Linked DNA regions of Homo sapiens: region 1 is linked to region 2. The links are chromatin loops, found by intact Hi-C in ENCODE. Cell type or tissue: PC-3. All regions are shown on one strand.

Region 1 (8,000 bases), 97 kb before region 2:
TCTTCAGTCAGTGCATTCCTGAGCATGCAAAGGAACTTCTCTAGACATTTCCCAAATCAGAAAGTGTGGAAAAGGTCCAACTGTGTGTACACCCCTCATGGACAGATGTGTGAGGTTATAAAGGGAATTGTAGAGTTTATCTGCCAAAGAGATGCAAAAGTTGATGACATTTTTTCTAAAGTGATTTTTTTCAACTGAGATAAGATCTATTTAATCTGTAGTGGGTTGGAAAAAAACTCATCTAAGTTTCTCTCTTTTAAAATACTTTTACATAAAAATTGAACAGTTGCTATTGTAATTACTCATCATTGTTATTACCATTATTATATTATAACCACTTATTAAAAATAACATTAGGAATTTCTCATGTAAGAACCCCTTGTAAGGAAGGTTCTGAAAAACTGAATTCTCATTCATTTCCTGATTTGCAAACATGCACAGCATTTTCTACTGTAAGAACAATCCCAGCACTAAATTCTTTTTCTTAAGAGAATTCCATTCCTTCTGCCCATTTCTCTCTGACTCAATAACTTAAATTGTATTGCATTTTGCCTGAAATTCCAGGATTAGTAGTTCAAAGTAAGTGTTTTCCACTTCTGTGACCTTCCTTGAAAATGAGAATTTCTCCTACTCGAGTTCAACCTGATATGTCTATAGATGAATTTCTTCATCAACATATATTCTTTGTTCCTCTTTTTAGGTATTAGAAATCTTTGCCTTGTAGTCTTTATTATTTTATTCTTAAGTCTTGTCTTTTTCCGATTACCTCATAAGCTAATTTATAGGTGGGAAAACACTGGAGTTTTTCTTCTTTAGCCACTGAGCTATAATCTTGAACTGAAAAAAAAAAGGTAGAAAAAAAATTTTATTTTCTTGTTCTGAGGACATTCATTTATCATATATTTACCAATCACTCCTCTGGGCTGGACATATATTGATGTACCTTCTCTCATGCAGTTTTTCTAACACAAATAAGTGAACAAATGATGAAATAAGAAAATTTCATATGCTGTAAAGAAAATTAAACAGGATAATAGAATGCTATAGAAGAGCCAACAATGTGAAGATTTGGGCCAGGACTACCCCGTGCTGGGGACAAGCAAGTACAAAGACATGAGATGATAACCAGGGTACAATATGTGTTCCCAACAGCAAGGGTGTGAAGTCTCATTGGTAGGAGATTTAAGGGTGGAAATTCTTCTTTATGGGGAATAATGTGAGAGAGAGGTTGGGTGGGGACAGAGTTAGAGGAATCAGATCTTAAATAAAATTGTGACAATTCTGATTTATTTTTTGTAAAATAATACAACAAATGGTTTGTATCCTTACCAATTTAAATAAATAAATGTTATTGGTATTTAAATAAATAAATGTCATTGCTATTCTCTCCAGGTCAGAAGAGAATACCAGTGACATTTATTTACTTAAATTAGTAATAATGCTTAATTCTCTATTAATTTCCAATAGCCTTTCAAAAACTTTCCTCAACTTGGAAGTAAATAACAAAACTGAATGAGAAAAAGACTAGAAAAAAAATTTCAAAATGTTTTTTGAGGAATAAAATTTACATATGATGTCTCAGAACCAAAGTATTAAACTCAACATAGCCTCCTTTGTCATGAAATGTAGTGAAGCCACCTGCCTCTGAACCCATGAGAGTAGGATGACTATTGAATTGCCTACATACCCACTATCTATGCCTTAGGCACAGATGAAAATCTGAGGTATAAATTGTTCTACCTAGAACCAGGGATTTGAAGGGGAAGGCCTACTGCACAACAGTATCCTCTTCTGCCCTCAAATAGTCTTATAAACCTTCTAAAAATGTCTCAGTCATTATAATTTGTAATTTAAGATCTTCTCTCATGTGCTTCCCATCTTTCTTTCCAGTTAATAATGTTCCTCTCCAACCCTGCCAAGTTTGGGGTATTTGAGGAATAGATACATGAATCAGACTAATGATGATAAAACATGAGCTTTATATTTGGTAGATAAAACATTAGCTTTAAATTTGCATCTATAACCACAATGAGATTTCCAAAAGCCTTGCTTTTGAGATAATCTACTTAAGAGTGAGTTTCAGTTTTCTGAGCAAAATGTTTTCCCAGAATTGATGCCTTATTTCCAATGTATCCCCATGTAGTACCAACCAATGTTAGAGATCTGAAGATATTGAGATTTGGTCCGCCAAATGCATCCATTGTTCAAGAAAATCTTGTCTTCCTTCACCTTTATGAGTAAGAAAATAATATAGGAAGATATGTTAGAAAAACAAACGTATGAGCCTTTAAAAAAAGAGTAAAAGTAGAGTTACAGATTCAGAAAACAGTATACACATATAGTTCACTGAATTTTTACAAATATATAACAACTGTGTTACCAGCATCTATAACAAAGTAGTAAGGAACTCTCACTCAGAAAAAATCTCCATTCAACTAGCCTCCAACATAGGACTGGGCCTGTTCGATCATTGTCCTGTCATTCGTTATTTTTAAGTAGTTCTTATCTTTCTTGTACTTTCTCTTTAGGTCTATTATTATTTCCCTGGTTTTCCCAGGACAGTCCTATTGTCATGGTGAAATTATTTGTAGTGGGTTGAATAGTGTCCCCCCCAAAAAGAGATATGCCCACTGAGAACTACATAATGTGACCTTATTTGAAATAAGGGTATTTGCAGATGTAATCAAGGTAAAGATCCCAAGATGAGACCAACCTGTATTAGGGTGGAGTAAACTGTAAATTCAATGATGAGTGTCCTTATAAGAGAGATAAAGGGAAGACACAGAGACATAGAAGTCCATGTGAATAGAAAGACAGAAATTGAAGTGATACAGCTATTAATACAAGCTAAAGAATATCCGAAGAATATCTAATAACACAAGCCAAAGAATATCTAGGATTGCTGGGAGTTACCAGAAAGTAGGAAAAGGAAAGAATGAATTCTTCTCCAGAGACTACAGAGCAGGAACAGACCTGCTGACATTTGTATTTCAGACTTGTAGCTTCCAGAACAATAAGAAAACAAATTTATGTAATTATAAGTCACCAAATTTGTGGTAATTATTTACTGCAGTCCTAGGAAATTAATACATTATTAATAATTCCCCTTTTCAGTCTCAAAAGTGTCCCAGTTTGGATAATAAATTATATGGTCACCCTTAGTCCCTAGGAGTTCTCATTCCATAAACTTCTCAGGAATTTCCTTCAGACATCAGTCAATACCTATAACCCACTTATAATAAAATAACTGTGGTGTATTAAAACTTGTCTATTTACACTTGACATAACTTTTGTTGATCTTTACAGATTAGTCTACATTTTCTGCAGCTCCTTGGTTCTTCTGGCCCCATTTTCATAGACACAGTTCTTTGTAAACTTGCATAGTAGATATTCTATCTGTAGCTTTTAAAAAGCACTTCCAAGCATAGACATGCATTGCTTAGGAATGAGGATATCTTCTGAGAAATATGCTGTTAAGTCATTCTGTCCTTGAGCAAAAACACTTAAGCTATATGATATGGCCTATTGTTCCTAGGCTACAAGCCTATACAGCATGTTACTGTACTGAATATTGTAGGCAATTGTAACACGATAGTAAAAAAAATGTGTATCTATATATATCTAATCATAGAAAAGGTAAAGCTATGGTATAAAATGGTAGACTTCTACAAGGCAGCTCCATTATAATCTTATGAGATTACTGTCGTATATGGAGTTCATAGTTGACTGAAATGTTGTTATGCAGTGTATGACTATGTTTTTTTTTTTAATTTTTTTTGAAATGGAGTTTCGCTCTTGTTGCCCAGGCTGGAGTGCAATGGTGTGATCTCGGCTTACTGCAACCTCCGCCTCCCGGGTTCAAGCGATTCTTTTGCCTCAGCCTCCTATGCATGACTATGTTTTCTTGGGTCTTGAATCCTTGTGGAGAAGTCATTTTATTTACTCTCTGAAATTTTACCTCTCTTTCTTTGAAGATATCCTTGCAGCTCAAGTCACTGTCTCTGATCAAATAAAAATATTTCTTTTGGTAGTTGGAGTGGCAGAACAAAATGGTAAAATAGAAAGCTCCTCCAATCATCTCTCCTGCAAGGACACTAAGTTAACAACTATCCATATGGAAAAAACACCTTCACGAGAACCAAAAATCAGGTGAGCACTCATAATACCTGGTTTTAACTTACTATCGCTAAAGGAGGCACTGAAGAGTTAGAAAAAACAACCTGAATTGCTGATGCTACACCTCCCCTATCAACACCCCCACACTCCCTAACCCCCCACCCCCGACGCCCCGCCTCAGCAGCATGGTGTAGGGAGCCTCTCTGGGCACTGGGGAAGGGAGAACCCAGCAATTGTGAGGCATTGAACTCAGCGCTGTTTCTGTTACAGCAGAAAGGAAAACCAGAGCAAATTCAGTTGACTCCCACCCACAGAGGGAGGATTTCAACCAGCCCTAGACAGAGGGGAATCGCAGATTCCAGAGGTCTAATCTTGAGTGCCCACAAACCTGACCATCAACAGCCAAAGTGCTCTCAGTCTCCAAGTAAACTTGAAAGGTAGTCTAGGTCGTAAGACCTGCAAATCTTAGGCAAGTTGTAGGGCTGAACTATGCCCAGAGAGAGTGGACTTTTGGGGGCACACAACATACTAAGACACCAGCTGGGGAAGCCCAAAGGAGTGCTGGCATCACCCCTTTCCTAATCCTAGGCTGCACAGCTGGTAGCTCCAAAAGAGACTCCTTCCTTCAGCTTGATGAGAGGAGAGGGAAGAATAGGGAGGACTTTGTCTTGCCTCCTGGAAACAGCTCAGCCACAGCAGGATAATGTACTGGTCGGAGTCATGAGGCCTCCATTCCAGGCCCTAGCTCCCAGATGGCATTTCTAGAAACACCCTAGTTCAGAAGGGAATCTGCTGCCTTGAACCCCCTGGGTTATGCTGCTAACTAAAGAGCGCTTGGGCCCTGAGTAACGAGCAGCAATACCCAGGTACTACACTGAGGGACTTGGTGAGCCTCTGAGACTTGCTGGCTTCAGGTGAGACTCAGCACATTACCAGCCATGGTGGCTATGGTGCAAAAGTCTTTATGCTTGAGAAAAGCAGAGAGAAAAGAAAAGGGGACTTTGTCTTGCACCTTAGGTACCAAGACTGCCACAGGTAGGTAGAGCACCAAGCGGGCTCTTGGGGTTCCTGATTCCAGGACTTGACCCTTGGATGGCATTTCTTGACCTGCCTTGGGTCAGAGGGGCACCCACTGCCCTAAAGTATAAGTCCCAGGCCAGACAGCATTTACCACAAACTGACTTAAGAGACCTTGGGCTTTAAGGGAACATCAGTGGCAGTCTGGCAGTACTCCTGGCCAGAGGCAGTGTTGGCTATGGGGTGAGTCTCCTTTGCCTTTGGAAAGGGGAGAGAAGAGTGGAAATGGCTACATCTCCTGGTTTGAGTGCCAGTTTAGCTGCAATACAATATAATACCAGGTATACTTCTAAAGTTTTTGACTTTTGTCCTTGACTCCCAGAGGGTACTTCTAGACCCACTCAGGGCCAGCAGGAGCTTGCCACCCTGAAGGGAAGAACACAGGCCTGGCTGGCCTTGCCACCTGCTGATCGTAGAGACCCAGGGCCTGTAGCAAACATTGGCAATAGCCAGGGAGTGGTTACAGCAGGCCTTGGGCAAGACCGAGCTCTGTGCTGGTTTCAGGTCAGTCAGTCATAGTGATGGTGGCCACTTGTGTCACTCCACCCCCAGATGTAGGTTTTCAAGAAAAGAGAGAGAGACTGTATGTTTGGGAGAAAGTAAGGGAAGAGAAGAGTCTCTGCCTGGTAATCCAAAGAATTCTGTCGGATCTTGTCCAAGACTATCAAGGTGATTCCTCTACAAGTCTACAAGAACTAGGACATTACTGAGCTTGGGGTGCCCCATAAAGTAGAAACATCTTAGATTACGATATCGAAGTCCTTTCAAATATCTGGAAAGCCTTCCCAAGAAGGATGGCTACAAATAAGCCCAGGCAGTGAAGACTACGATAAATGCCCTAACTCTTCAGTGCCCAGACACCAGAGAACATCTACTAGCATCAACACCATCCTGGAAAACATGACCTTACTAAGTGAAATAAATAATGCACCAGAAATCAACCCTGGAGGAACAGAAATATGTGACTTTTCAGTTAGAGAATTCAAAATAGCTGTGTTGAGGAAACTCAAAGAAATTCAAGATAACAATGAAAGAATTCAGAATTATATCAGATGAGTTTAACAAAGAGATTGAAACATTTAAAAAGAATCAATCAGAAATTCTGGAGGTGAAAAATGCAATTGGCATACTGAAAAATCCATCAGAGTCCTTTCACAGCAGAATATATCAAGCAGAAGAAAGAATAGGTGAGCTTGAAGACAGTCTATTTGAAAATATACAGAGGAGATGAAAGAAAACAATGAAGCATGTCTACAGAATCTAGAAAATAGGCTCTAAAGGTTAAATCCAAGAGTTGTTGGCCTTAAAGAGGAGGTAGAGAAACAGATAAGGGTAGAAAATTTATTAAAAGGGATAATGGCAGAGAACTTCCTAAGCCTAGAGGAAGATATCAATATCCAAGTAAAAGTAGGTTCTAGAACACTGAGGAGATTTAACACAAAGCAGACTACCTCAAGGCATTCAATAATAAAACTCCCAAAGATCAAGGATAAAGAAAGAATCCTAAAAGCAGTAATAGAAAGGAAACAAATAATAAATAATGGAGCTCCAGTATGTCTGGTAGCAGACTTTTCTCTGGAAATTTTACAGGCCAGGAGAGAGTGACAAGATATATTTAAAGTGCTGAAGGAAAAATAAATAACTTACCCTAGCATAGTGTATCTTGTGAAAATATTTTTTAATCATGAAGAAGTAATAAAGACATCCCCAGACAAACAAAAGCTGAGGAATTTCATCAATACTAGACCTGTCCTACAAGAAATGCTAAAGGGAATAGTTCAATCAGAAAGAAAAGGATATTAATGAGCAATAAATAATTACCTGAAGGTACAAAACTCACTCATAATAATAAGTATGCAGAAAAACACAGAATATTATAGTACTATAACTGTGGTGTATAAACTACTCTTATCCTAAATAGAAAGACGAAAGACGAACCAATCCAAAACAATAACTACAACAACTTTTCAAGACATAGTCAGTACAGTAATATATAAATAGAAAAAACAAAATGTTAAAAAGCAGGGTACAAAGGTAAGGTGAGTTTTAATAGTTTTCTTTTTGCTTCTTTATGCAAATAGTGTTAAGTTGTTATCGGTTAAAATAACGGGTTATAAGATAGTTATTTGCAAGCCTCATGGTAACCTCAAACCAAAAAAAAAAAAATACAATGGATACACAAAAAATATAAAGCAAGAAACTAAATAATATCACCAGAGAAAATTATCTTCACTAGAGGAAGACAAGAATGAAGGAATAAGTCCTTACTTATGATTAATAACATTGAATGTAAATGGACTAAACACTCCAATCAAAAGACATAGTTCGATGTTTCTTTGCTGATTTTCTGTCTGAGGGACCTCTCCAATGCTGAAAGTGGGGTGTTGTTCCCAGCTATTGTTGTTTTGAGGCCTATATCTCTCTTTAGCCCTAACAATGTTTCCTGTATGTATCTGGGTACTCCATTGTTGGGTGCATATATATGTAAAATTGTTATATTCTCTTGAAGAATTGATCTCTTTATCATTATACAGTGATCTTCTCTGTCATGTCTTACAGTTTTTATATTGGAAACCCTCCTCTAACCTGTGAAATTCCTGTTCCTCTTTACCTTTACCTACTCTTTGCTCCCTGATGTGTTCTGGGAACTCAGAGCAGTGCCTGGCACTTAGTGAGTCCTCATCAAATATTTGTGCATTTGAATGAATGAATGTCGATATAGTCCCTGCTAAAGCCAATTTGTGCCCATAAAAACAGTCAAAGGAACTTGCAGAGGTCCCACAGCTCATACTTATTAAAAAACAGCT
Region 2 (8,000 bases):
CAGAATCCCTGCCACTCCTGTGTTCCCTCCAGACACTACCCATTTGCCCTGTACAAGGGAAACAGCTGTCAGAACTTCTAATACCCTAAATTACTTTTGCTTGTTCTTAAACTTCATAAAAATGAGACCAAAAGGCACAATTCATAAAAATATGTGCCTTTTATGTGTGGTTCCCTCCCCATATCATTATATTTGTAAGATTCAGTGTCATTTTCAAATGTAGTTGTGTTGTAAGTCTATTCACATTGCAGAATTGTATTTCACTGTGTAAAAAACCCACAATTTACCCATTCTACTGTTTCCCATATGGGGATTTTATAGTGTTCCTGTAAATATTCTTGTGCTTTTTGGGGGGTGCACACATGAGTGAATATATGTTGGGGTTCCTGTATTCCCAAGGTTCACTCTATGAGGTTTCTCGTAAACTTAGAGTTGTGTAGACCCCTGAATCCAATTACAGGGGCTGTCCTCAAATCCTGTTTAAGGCAGAGGTCACCTTGGGTTTCAATTATGCTCTAATTATGCTCCTGCTCTCTGACTCCTCCACCTCTCCTGAACTTGACCTGTCACTGTCTTGATCTTGGATTTCTAAACCTGATTTTCTATCTGCTTCCTGGCTTTGATGCACTGATGACACTTCTTGGATCTAGAAGTGATAGATAACAAAGACGGTTTACTGCGTGAGTTTTGCTTCAGGAGGCTTTTGTTAAAGGCACATATTAGAGCATCAGTGAGTATCAAGTTGATCTTAAATAAACATTGTTGGCCAAAATGATTTTTTTCTGTGTGTAAATAGTGCAAAAAAATGAGAAAAGAACATAACATTGAAGTAGCATGTGGCCACATGCAGAAGGAAAAATAGAGATTTACACAGCTAATACCCAACGGCTCATTCCAACTTCCTTGCCCCTTTTGTACAAAGATTTAAGAATTTGTATCTACCATCTTAAAGCCATACACAAGCAGGTAGACAATAATAAACAAAAAAGCCAACATGGTTGAACCTGACTTCATTCACTCTGCTTTCTTGGCTTGGAAAACCCTTCCCTTGTTTGCTTCACGCCATTTTCATCTGTCACTCTCCACTTCGATGTCACCAACTCCAGGAAGGCTTCTGGACTCTCCAAGCATGGATAGGTTGTTTGCTCATTTGTAAGTCATATAGTTGTGTATTTTTGTCAGTTCAGTGGAGCATATCTTCCACCAGACCCTGTGGGGCAGGCTAGTCCATGGGTTCTGCCATCAAGTTTGGGTCTGTTTTGTTCACTGTCCCACCTTTCAACACTCAATTTAGAGTTTGGAATGTAGGAGCTGCTCCAGAAATGCTTGATAAATATGAGCATGAAGCCAGGGTATTACCCTCTTTCATCAACTAAAGACATGCGATAAGGAGAAAATAGACGTTGTATTTGAGAACAGTAGGAGACTGTTAGAAAAAATAAAGGAATGGAAATACAGATTTTTAGAAAAGAATAAATGAGAACAACTAAAAAGAAAGCAGTTAGTGTTATTAGCTACTTTAACATTCAGTTTTCCATTAAGTAAAACCAGTCACCTTGCTCGGGGACATTCTGCTTCCTCCAGTTGCTGCCACTCCACACAGTTCTTCTGGTTCTGAGGAACAATCCAGAGAGAGGCTCTAATCTTGCTGAGCCAGCCACTCCTTTCTCTCTCATGACAGAGATAACACACTTCCCACAGCTCCACGGTGTGCTGAATCCTGGAGAGAGACCTCCTCCAGGCACAGGGCATCCTTCCTGTCATCCCAGGGATGCTATTTTCTGTTCCTAGAGCTCTGACGCTTAAAAATGTGCTTTGGATCTCAAGCAAGTCAGTTTGAAAATTAGGTTTAAATGTAACCACACTAACTTCTAAAAATAGAATTCATCTACAGCTGGACAATATTGAAATGAGTAAAAAGAGTAAGAAACTTGAGGATCAAGAGAAAATAATGGTGGGGGCACCTCAAATTATAGAACTGATATCTGGGCTTAGCCTTTGTTATTTAGTTGGTAACTTGACCTAAGCATTTACATTCTCAGAGTCCCATTTGCAGGTTAGGGTAAGGGTATGTTTCCCGGTGCCTCAAAGCCCCATTTAGAGATCCCTGATCTCAATTGTTTTGAAACCATTACAACTTCCTTTTGAACCTCAATTTTAAAAGGTACACAAAATAGTTAGAAAGAATGAATAGACCTAATCTTTGATAGCACAATAGTCAATAACTTTTTTAAATAACTTAAAGAGTGTAATTGGATTGTTTGTAACTCAAAGGATAAATGCTTGAGGGGGTGGATACCCCATTGTCCATGATGTGCTTATTTCACATTCCATGCCTGTATCAAAACATCTCAGATACCTCATAAATATATACACCTACCCACAAAAATCAAAAATTAAACAAAAATAATTGTATCCCCTAGGAATTGAATTAATAGAAGACTTGGTGTTTGAATTTGATAAAAGTTAAATTCAGGACTTCGTGGCAGTTTTTAAGTGTTCATCAATTTTTTCTGACTCTTTTCCCTTCAGAATTAGAATCCATGTTTCCTCCCCTTAAATCTGGCAGGCAATGACTACCTCAACCAATGGAGCAGGGTTTTTCAACCTCAGCACTATTGACATACTGGGCTACAAAATTCTTATTGTGCATTATAGAATACTTAACAGCATCATTGAGCTCGACTTACTAAATGCCAGTAGCTCCCACCACCTTCAGTTGTACAAACTAAAAATGTATTCAGATACTGCCAAACATTCTTGAGGGTGGTTCCATGCATCCCAAAGGGGGAAGATGGGAAAATAAAATTGCCCCTCGTTGAGAACCACTGCAACCGAGAATGGCGGAAATGAGGTTACATGACTTCTGAAGCTAGCTATAAAAGTCACACAACATTCTCTTGATTTTCTTTGGATACTCACTCTGAGAGACACCACCACTCTGAAAATCTAACGACTCTGAAACTGCCCTGCTAGGGAGGCCATATATACACATTCTGAGTAACAACTGCTGAACCTGGGTGCCAGCCCCAGCTGAGTCTTTTCCAGATTCTTGATCCATAAAATCTGTGAGATAATAAAAATTGTTTTACCCTGCTAAATTCAGGATGATGTTACAGTGGTAATGCTTTCCTTGGTAATGTTTTATTGTTTTCAATGGTAATTGAAACATAATCATTGGGAAATTGGAAGAATATAGTTTACTTACGAAACAGGTTTTACTTGATTATACGTGTAGCTTATCAAATGATTAGCAGATACACAGGCGCCCACAGAATAAATTCTTTACACTCAGTTATATGTGCTTGTGGTATGCTGAGAAAATAAGAGCTGGTGTCTTAAACTCGTTCTAGTCCTTGTTGTTTTTTTTTTCTCAAGAGAAAATATTTTGAAGATGTAAGAGTTAAAGAAAACATCTGGTTTATGGGAAAATTATAAGAACACGCTTTCCCCTACGACCTTCCCACCACTCCCACAGTGGCACATTAGCAGATTCTCAGACCTTAGCAACAAAATCAATAACAACAGGCTAACATAATTACTCTGTAGAGAGGGCAGATTGTGTCGGTTATTACTTTATTAAGCAAAAACAACATGTGTGAAAGAACAGCATCCTGCAAAGACGGAAGAATTGGGAGAATGCAGGAAAGAGGGCAAGGCAGCTCATAAATATGCTGAACTGAAGAAATCAGGATCACACCCCAGAATGGCAGGAAAATGAATGTTTACTTTTTCTGGCTGATTATTTGCTTAGGGATACCTCAGCATTTCTAAAAGATAAATGCCTTGGCTGTGGTTCTATCAGTCTGCTTTATTTAATTTCACAAAAGCGAATGCTCAAATGTTAAAATATTTGTTCTCTTCTCACTTGTGGTTTACTTCATTTTCTACTCAAAGTGGAATGACCCTTCAAGGTAATGTTTGAAGCATATGAATTACTTGGTGTTCATCTGGCACTGGTTCTGTGATAAGTTCTTGGCATATTTTCATTGTTTTACAAAACACCTCTGGGAGGTGTTTGAAGTAAAGTGATTTGTTCCCATTCATCTTGCTCAAGGAGGTCAAGATAAAACAAAGATTTAGAACCTCAAATCTTCCACACAGCCCATGTTTTTCCTCTGGCTCTTCACCACTTGGGGTAAAAAGAAGCATCTCATGTTGGAAGTAGGCTGCTTGTTTTCCTGTTTACCCTCAGATCGATTTCCTGGTCATTCCCTTCTTTACCCAGTACCACAGAGGGCAGATCCACCACCTGGATTTCCCAGGTTCCCCTGCCATCTGCTTCTGACTCTGCTCAACCAACAGGAGACACTGGAACGAGGTTGAGGGGTGGAAGATGGAAGAAGCAGCCAGAGAATTTCTTCCCCTCTCTATTCTTCCTCAGGGTAGCATTTCCTCCATGGTCCCAACTGTTGCCAGGTAACTCCAGCCATGGATCAAGTTCCAGTCTAGCTCTGCAACCACTGTCTCTTCTTTTTGTCCTTTCTTAGGGTTAGTAACAGCTAATATTCCAAATTTTGAATTTCGTCTAATGAACAATATTACATAAACTCTTGTTTTCCTAACTGGACTGTAACACAGGGAAATCTAGCTCCAACTGAAGCCCAACTTGAGATCTAGATATTGTATGTTACATTTTAATGAAATATAAAAAGCATCGAAATCTTTATATTATTTCATAGTATATTGATTGACTTTACAGTTTAGGTCAGAAAGTTTTAGAGTAACATAATCCTCTGATATGTTTCCTATGTATCTTAAATAAACTTTATTGGGGTATAATTTACATATACTAAAATGCATTAAAGACATCATCCTTCACATTTCTTTTTTTGAAAAGTCTTTCAAATGTTTTGCCCAGTTTTCATTGGATTGTTTATCGAAAAATCACTCCTGTACAGTTATGGTTTCTGGTTCTGCATGTAAGGAGCTTGAAAATTGCTACTCCCTCCTTACAACAAGTAAAAAGATGAACAGACTGAAAAATCAGCAACTCTTCTTAGATCCATAAGAAAAATGAAAACAGAGGGTAAGCCATTGCCCCCCAGATTACAGAGGCAGACAAGTGAATAGAGGAGCCTCAACTTCCTGGAGCAGAGACTCATAAGTGGAACTACAATGGGAGCTGGTGCCAGGGTAGGGAGACCTGAACTGTAATTGATGAATTTCTGGAGGCTCATTGTAGACCAATCTGAGAGTTAATAACTTCAGAGCACCCAGTCATTGCTAGCCCCCCTCACTTTTGTGAGTTTTACCATGTTTTTACAGTAAATATCAGAGAAAAAGTCACTTATGCTTCTGGCATGGAGAGGGAAAAAGGAACCATTTCAGGGTATGCCACAGCACTCTGTTTTTAACAATGCTTGCCCTCAGGAGAAGCTAATTAACCAGAGTGTAACCTGTTGGAGTTTTATCAAGCCTAACTGAGTTGGGGGAATGGAGGTAGCCAACTCCATCTGGCTTTGGTGAATTCTACCAAACACTTAAGGAAGAAATTATAGCAATTATGCAATATCTTTCAGAGGATAGAACTAGATGGAGTACTTCAATGAGATGACTCATTCAATGAGGCCAGCATTCCCCTAAATTCAAAACCAGGCAAAGACATTACAGGAAGCTGGACCAATATCTCCCATAAACATAGATGCAAAAATCCTCAACAAAGTACTAGCAAGTTCAATCCAACAATGGACAAAAATAATTATACACCATGTAAAAGTGGGATTTACCCCAGGCTTGTAAGGCAGGTTCAATATTTAAACATCAAGTAATGTAATCCATTACATCAAGAGGCTAAAAAAGAAAGGTCACATAATCTTGTCAACAGATGCAGAAAAAGACATTTGATGGAATTCGACAGTCGTTCATGAGAAAAACTCAATAAACTAGGAAGTAATGGGAACTTCCTTGGCCTGATAAAGAATATCTACAAAAAAAGTACCACTAATGTTATACTTAATGGTGAGAAGCTAGAAGCTTTCACACTAAGATTAAAAACAAGCCAAGAATGTCCTTTTCTGCCACTCCTTTTTCAACATTGCATTGGAAGTCCTAGCTAATAAAATAAAACAAGAAACAGAAATAAAAAGGGTATTGATTGGGAAGAAAGAAATAAAACTTTGCTTTTAGATAACATGATTGTCTAGGTAGAAAATATAAAGGAATCACCAAAATCTCCTTGAATTAATACTCAATCATAGAAAACTTGCAAGACACAAAGTTAATATACAAAAATTAAACAGTTTTCTATATTCTAGTAATGAACAAGTGGAACTTGCAATTAAAAGCATAGTACCCTTTACATTAACACCCCCCAAAAAGATAAATTCTTATGTATAAATCTGACAATATATGTACAAAATCTATACTAGAAAAAATTTAGAAACTCTGATGAAATAAATCAAAGAACAAAATAAGTGAAGAGTCATTTTATGTCCATCTTTGGGAAGAGTCAATATTTTCAAGATATCTGTTCTTCCCAACCTGATCTGTAGACTAAATATCATCCCAATAAAAAATCCAGCAAGTTATTTTGTGATAGAGACAAACTGATTCTAAAGTTTATACAAAGAGGAAAAAGATATAGAATAGTCAATGAAATATTGAAGGAGAAGAACAAAGTTGAAGAACTGATACTACTCAACTTCAAGACATACTGTAAACCCACAGTAATAAGGACAGAATGGTACTGGAAAAAAAATTAATAATAATAACAAAAACAAAAACAGAAAAAAACAACCTGACAAATGGATCGTGGATTAGTGGCAGCAGAAAATAAAGCCCAGAAATAGACCTACATAAACAATCAACTGATCTATTAACAAAAGAGCAAAGGCAATAAATATAGCAAAGAAAGCAGTCTTTTCAACAAATGGTGCTGGAACAACTGAGCACGTATATGAAAAAAAAATCTAGATGTAGATCTTACACATTTCACAAAAATAACTCAAATGGATCATAGACTTAAATTAAAAATACAAAACTATAAAACTACTGGAAGATAACATGGGAGAAAAATCTACATTACCTTAGGTATGGTGATGCCCTTTTAGATACAAAGAGATGACCCATGAAAGAAACAATCGATAAGCTGGAATTCATTACAATTAAAAACTTCTGTGAAAGACAATGTCAAAAGAATGAGAATGCAAGCCAGAAACTCAGAGAAAATAATTGCAAAGCACATATCTGATAAAGAACTGTCATTTCAAATATACAAAGAACTCTTAAATCTCAGCAGAAAACAACCCAATTTTAAAATGGGCCAAAGGCCTTAATAGATACCTCAACAAAGAATATATCCAATGGCAAAGAAGCATGTACAAAGAGACTGCACATCATATGTTAGCAGGAAAATATGAATGAAAACAAGGTATCACTACATACCTATTAGAATGGCCAAAATCTGGAACATAGACTATACCAAATATGAGTGAGAATATGGAGCAACAGGAATTCTCATCTGTTGCTGATGGGATTGCAAAATCATATAGCCACTTTGGAAGACAGTTTGGTGGTTCCTTATAAAACTAAGCATATTTATACATATCATACAATCCAACAATCATGCTCCTTGATATTTATTCAAAGGAGTTAAAAACTTATGGCCACCCAAAAACCTGCATATGAATATTTGTAGCAGCTTCTCCCAGCTCCCACCATAATTGCTCAAACTTAAAGCAGCCAAGATGTCCTTCAGTAGGTGAATGGATAAATAAAAACTGTGGTACATTCAGACAATAAAATATTATTCAGTACTTAAAGAAAATGAGCTATCAAGTCATGAAAAGACATGGAAGAAAATTAAATGCTTATTACTAGGTGAAAGAAACCAATCTGAAAAGGCTACATATTGTATGATTACAACCATATGACATTCTGGAAAAGGCAAAACTATGGAGACAGTAAAAGTTCAGTGGTTGCCAGGGGTTTAGGGTAGAGGGGATAAATAAGCAGAGCACAGAGGATTTTTAGGGCCATGAGAATACTCTATATGTGTA

Evidence for each region. Hi-C counts contacts between places; a loop is a spot of excess contacts. Peaks named below come from ENCODE experiments on the same cell type or tissue, not always from the same donor. Only the 100,000 strongest peaks of a DNase experiment are listed, where the experiment ranks them.
Region 1: it touches region 2 in a loop (5-fold over the local background); 1 of 110 quality-filtered maps calls a loop at or near these places.

Annotation. Positions count from the first base shown.
Region 1 is chr3:30,463,262-30,471,261 of GRCh38, reverse strand. It overlaps LOC101927995 (a long non-coding RNA gene), which reads right to left. Exons shown (of 5, transcript XR_007095856.1): 5 at 1,882-2,229. It overlaps LOC105377013 (a long non-coding RNA gene), which reads left to right and starts at 4,090. Exons shown (of 4, transcript XR_940683.2): 1 at 4,090-4,149. In PC-3, no CTCF peak of the experiment used is centred here; no DNase peak of the experiment used is centred here; H3K27ac peaks cover 508 bases.
Region 2 is chr3:30,366,713-30,374,712 of GRCh38, reverse strand. It overlaps LOC101927995 (a long non-coding RNA gene), which reads right to left and starts at 1,616. Exons shown (of 5, transcript XR_007095856.1): 1 at 1,556-1,616. In PC-3, no CTCF peak of the experiment used is centred here; a DNase peak (open chromatin) is centred at 3,702; H3K27ac peaks cover 1,437 bases.